Linked DNA regions of Homo sapiens: region 1 is linked to region 2. The links are chromatin loops, found by intact Hi-C in ENCODE. Cell type or tissue: ascending aorta. All regions are shown on one strand. Each heading gives the region's core, and the rest is flanking DNA. Links, peaks and the distances in the headings are about the cores only. Region 1 has its middle 27 kb from the start of KCNA6-AS1. Region 2 has its middle 40 kb from the start of KCNA5.

The links. Hi-C counts contacts between places; a loop is a spot of excess contacts. Peaks named below come from ENCODE experiments on the same cell type or tissue, not always from the same donor. Only the 100,000 strongest peaks of a DNase experiment are listed, where the experiment ranks them.
Region 1: a loop joins it to region 2, with 7 times the contacts of the local background. A loop is called at or near these places in 87 of 110 quality-filtered maps.

The regions. Positions count from the first base shown.
Region 1 is chr12:4,856,592-4,859,404 of GRCh38, reverse strand. No RefSeq gene overlaps it. Among named protein-coding and RNA genes, the nearest start is that of KCNA6-AS1, 27 kb to the right of the region's middle. RefSeq lists enhancers at 1,388-1,682, 1,211-1,854. In ascending aorta, for the core only: CTCF peaks have their summits at 718 and 1,528 (motif pointing left); a DNase peak (open chromatin) is centred at 1,504; H3K4me3 peaks cover 665 bases.
Region 2 is chr12:5,082,947-5,085,759 of GRCh38, reverse strand. No RefSeq gene overlaps it. Among named protein-coding and RNA genes, the nearest start is that of KCNA5, 40 kb to the right of the region's middle. In ascending aorta, for the core only: CTCF peaks have their summits at 1,126 and 1,326 (motif pointing right); a DNase peak (open chromatin) is centred at 1,589; H3K27ac peaks cover 1,956 bases.

The DNA.
Region 1 (2,813 bases), core at 84-2,583, 230 kb after region 2:
CCAGGACTTGAGTGCAGGAGAAGGGGAGCCCCATGGACTTCTTTGTGTAAGATCCTTTCTGTGGCTGGCAGTGAGAGAATAGCATAGAGACATGATTTTACCTGCTAAAAATGTTTTAAGGAATATGAAAAGGATGCATACATACACACACACACACACACACACACACACACACACACACACACACACGCTTTTCAATTATGAGAGACAGGGTCTGCTTATTTTGCTCATGCCAGAAAACTATCACAGTAAGCTGGAGAAAAGTCAGGCTGCAGCTTAAGAAGGAAGACTCCTGGTCCCTCTGTTTAGCTGTGATGGGGGCTCCCTCCGAACAGTGAGTTGCATGTGTTGGTCACAGGGACAAGTGAATGTTAGTAAGCTAATGAGATCATTTTTTGGAACTATACGCCAAGTCCTCAAACTAAATGTTTATAGCTAATGTTTTGTTATGATAATTTGCCATTGAGGTGTACACCCTCATGCCCACAAACACACACGTTATGGAAATTTGTTCCTCGAATTAATACCTATGCAGCCCACCATGGATTCTGCACGTCCCAACATCACCTGGGCTCATATCTTATCTCCGAAACCATTAGAAGGCCACTGTCATGCCGAGAAAGGGAACAGAGTGGTTTTTAGGGACTGAAATGCAAGTCCCTGCGGGATCACTTGTTAGAGATTAAGCTGTTTCCAAAGCTGTGGTCCTGGGAAAGAGGCTTAATGAGGGAGAAAGAGGCAGGGACGCCACGGACCGGTTAGGCGGCACGTTCCTGCTCAGCAGGCACTGTGGCTGTTATGCTGCCCTCTGTGGCGGTCAGAATATGCGTGTCCCCAGAAGACAGCAGCTGACAGGGCATGCGGCAGCACTCACAAGAGGTCATGACCCATACTTGTTTGCAAGTTCAAGGCAGGTAAAATAACCTCTCAGTCATTTTTGTCTTCTTAGCCCCAAAACCTGCTTTCCTGTCTTTTTCTCCCTTAGGAATTACTCTGCCTCCCCCACCCCAAGGGACCTCATCCTGACCTATGCCACAACATTCAGGGTTGACAGCCACCTGCAAGCTGGCCAGTCCAAACCCCAGGCATGCCTCCCCTTCTCTCCACGACGCTCCTGGGCAGGGAACATCTGGGTCCCGCCAGCCCAGCCCTCCCTTGCTGGCATTTTGCCCAGCTCCTTTCCCTCTCTCCTGAGCTTACTCTATCTGCAAAGCCAGGAGAGCGACCTGTGTTTCTTCTCATACTACAGGTCACCCGCGGCATAAACGGCTTAATGTGGATGTACTTTAAGGAAAGGGAGGAAAACCAAACAACTTAGAAAATCAACCATCCCCCCTCCCTGCCAAGCCTTGGTTCTCGACGGTGTCTGTGCACATCAAGATTGCAGCGATGTGCGGGGGCCTCGGGCACGCAGTGTTGCAGTATTTTCTGAAAGGCTTTGCTCGCTCTCTTCAGTACTTTTCCTCTTCTCACAGCCTGGAGCCTGCAGAGAAATAGCCCTGGTTCCCCCTAGTGGCAGAAGCTCATAGCGCCGACCTGGGACACTTCCCACGATCGTGGTAATTAGCCAGTAGTTTAGTTACAACCACACTCTCATTAACTAACAGCGGGAGAAGAGACTGTCCCTGTTTCCTTGGAGACCTAGCAGCGCGTGCTTCTATTGCATTGACTGTTCCTGTAAGCTCAAAAGCCCCCAGGTTGTTATCGCATAGTGTTTACTGCATTGGATGGAGACCAAGACCTGGTAACACTGTGTTCCCCGCCGGTGCTTCTCAAAGTGTGGTCCTTGACCTATGCATCAGCATCACCTGGGAGCTGGATAGAAATGCAAATTCTCAGGCCTCTTACGCCTACTGAGTCCATAACTCGGGGGTTCAGAGCCCAGGAATCTGCATTTTGACAAGTTCTCCAGCTGATTCTGATCCACAATGAAGAATGAGGACTGACCTAGACAAAGCATGCCCTGGTATTTTGTTCCTATTAATAACCAGAAACAGCTGGGCACAGTGGCTCACACCTGTTATCCCAGCACTTTGGGAGGCCGAGGCAGGCAGATCACCTGAGGTCAAGAGTTTGAGACCAGCCTGACCAACATGGAGAAACCCCATCTCTACTAAAAATATAAAATTAGCCGGGCGTGGTGGCACATGCCTGTAATCCCAGCTACTCAGGAGGCTGGAGATTCGCTTGAACCCGGGAGGCGGAGGTTGCAGTGAGCCAAGATCACGCCATTGCACTCCAGCCTGGGCGACAAGAGGGAAACTGAAAAAAAAAAAAAAAACAGAGACTTTTCCCATTAAAGAGCTAAACAAAAGGAAGTGGAAAGATACTTCTTCCTTGTTCCAAGCAATATGTACCCAATATGATTCCAATCAATAACATTTATGTATTGACTGGAATGAGAAATGCCTTCTCCCAGGTTTGTCTCTAAGGAGATTCCCCTACTCCCCCCATCGTCATCCACTTCGTCATCTAAACCCGCCTTGGAATGGAGTCACTGAAGCATCTCCAAGAGATGAAGCAGTACTTGGAAATTAAAAGCAGTGAGGACTCTGTCACCAGCAGGCGAGGTGGCCTCACAGAGCCCCCTGAGCTGGCACCGGCTGGCACAAGGTAAGCAGGACCAAAAAAGAAACCAGACACCAGGCAAGTGACTGTTGACACAGGAAATGTAAGCCTTAGCCCTGTGCTTGCACTTTTCCAGCCTAGTGCTGTGAAATGCATAAATTACTGTCAACATTGTTGAGCTCAGAAGGGCTCAGCATCACTTTGATGAGTTGACTGGTTCTAAGAGGCCAATCTCATTTTATTTT
Region 2 (2,813 bases), core at 301-2,800:
GTCAAGTGGATGGAGTGAGTGTGGGATACCCAGAACCTGCAGATGGCTGTGGCTGTGGAGAAGGGCTGTTACAGGACTGGGACCTAGGAAGAGGGATGCACCCACTCCCCAAATCACAAGGAGGACTGTGAGCACCAGGACCTTGCTCTCTGGTCTCTGGCTAGTGCAGGATTCATGGCTGAAGCCAACTGGAATCCAGAGAGAATGGAGCCTGAGTGATGGTCTCTGGGACAATAAGCAAGGAAGAGAAATGAGGAGAATGGATCTGGAGGAGACAGCAGAATGGCCAGCCTACAGAAGTGAGAAGAAAGCATGTTGTGAGAGGAAATTAATGCGGTGGGCGGTGGAAGACTATGGGGAATGGAGATCAGCAACCATGTGTGGCTGGAGCTCAAATTTGGTGTGTGTGGTGGGACACAGGTGGCAGGGAGGAGAGGAGCTGGGGATGAGGCTGTCGATGCAGTCAGGAGTCAAGGATGTTGTGCAGGAGGCCAAGACGGTTAAGCTTTGTGCTGGCTGCAGTGAAAACCATGGCAGTTTTATTTTGGTTTTTGTTTTAAATCAGGTGTGATTGGATCTTTGTCTTAAACATACAACTGACTCCACCATGGAAGGGCGTGAAAGGGGAAGAGACTAGAGAGCAGGGACCAGGGATCATTGCAGTCATTGCAGTAGAGATGGGAGGACTTGAACCATGAGGGAAGTGAGGTTGGAGTAAAAGGGCATGAGGGAAGAAATCATTGCAGCTTGAAAATAGCAAAACTGGGACCACAGAAGGGAAGGCCTCTGCACTCTAGTCCCAGAAGCAGCATTGCAAAGCAATCTGGCTTTGGACCAGACATTTCAGTTCCCCTACCAAACAGCTGAGACAATAATCTTGTCATTGCCCACCTTACAGGATTTTAGGGTCAGGCTCAAATAACAGAGGTACTTCGTAAAAGTAAAGGGTAAGACAAAGGAAAAGTGGTACTGGGGTCATTGTCATGGTTAGTGGGGCCTTGCTGATAACAATGGTTTTGTGATACCGTGAAGTTGTAATAAAAAATGCATGTACAGAGAACAGTAGCCCTTTCCTTCGGGCCTGGGAGGTGGGTGATTCACCCCGAACGCATTCCTCCCCAGGACCCCTCCTTTGTCACCTGGATTTTCTGAGCTCAGCTAGCTGATGCATATTTATCAACTCAGAGGTCTGATCCCCTGGCTGGTCAGTTACCTTTATTCATGGAAACAAGTCAAAAATATCTGTTGAATGGTGACTCTTTTCTGCTAGTTTGTGTACTGTTGGGCAGAAGAAAAAAATGGTTGCGATATGGCATTTAACCATCAGGTGTCACCCAAGGACCATGTCCAAGATTCAGCTCTGCCTTCTAGCCTTTGATGGAAACTCATCCCCTTCCCTCCAAAAAAAAAAAAAAAACACACACAAAAAAAACAAAAAAACAACAACAAAAAAACCCTAATCAGGAGAACCAGAGAAGACGCTCCAGGCTTTGAAATAGTTTTCTATGGGATACAAGTCTGTGGTGACAGAATAAGGGCAGAGGGCCTAAAACTACACTCGTTGTGATGGATGGAAATGAGTCAGGAAAAAGAACATTCCAGGGTTGATATGCGCTCGCCAATGGAATGGAGACTTCCATCTTTAGAGGACTTTCCAAATGATAGCCCCCTTTAGCAGTCTAGAGACAGGCGATGGGAAAGCCAGCTTCTGCAGAAACCTGTCATTGCTTCCAACCCAGGAGGCATATTTTGGAGCACATGAAGGTTGGTTTATTCTTGTGATTTTAGGGCCTGTCTCCAAGCTCTGAAAGTTCTTGCAGCTCTTGCTACCTAGTTTAGGAATTTTAGAAAAGATAAGAGAAAATGTGGGCAGAAAAAAAATCTGAAATTGTGCACTACATTCCTTTCATTTAATAATTATAGGTAAATTTGACTGAGTACATAATACATGCACAAAGCATTTTACAGGAACAATCTGATTTCATCATCACAGCAAACCAATGAAGTGGAGGCAATCCTCATTGCACGGAGTATTAACTTGCCCCAGTCCCACAGCAAGTAAGTGGCAGAGTTGGGACTTCTACTCAGTTAGACCTCAAAGCTCATCTTCACACCTACAACATGTGGGAGCCTCCTGGTGTGTGCTGGGGATGGCATGGCTGCTGTGCCAGGGGCTGGGCATAGAGATTGATGAGACACAAGTTTCTGACCTTAAGGGAATCTGGAAGATGACTGACACATGAATGAGATACAAGGTGCCAAGACTAACATACAGTGCTCTAACAGCCCAGAGGATACACCAGTTAATGGCCTGAGGGGTCATCAAGTAAAGTTTTGAAAACCTGAGAGGCAAAGAAGGCCATTCCGGGCACAGAGGAGAAGTGGTGCCAAGACACAGAGGCATAAGCTTACACAATGTCCAGAAAGAAGGTTAGTACATGATGCATAAAAAACAGAAGGAGATGAAATTAAAAGCATCAGTGAGGGTTGACACATGTATAGCCCAACATGGGGGTTGGATTTTCAACATCAAGGCTGGAGGTGGTGGTTTGGGCCAATGCGTTTTGGAGGATGGGGAAGGGAGAGGTGCTTTGCAGAAGGACGATGGTGTATGTTCCCACTGGCTGCACAGTCCTGAGGGCTTTTCCACCCTCCCATGGTGAACCTGAGCAAGTTCTTGGTACCTTAGTCAGGGGGGAAGGAAAAGGACATCTTTCTATGTTAAAATGAATGAAGAATAAATCAGAAATTTGAGTACCACTTTGGAAACCTACTGGGAAACTCCAGCTTATCTACTGAGGTTCCTAAAGGAC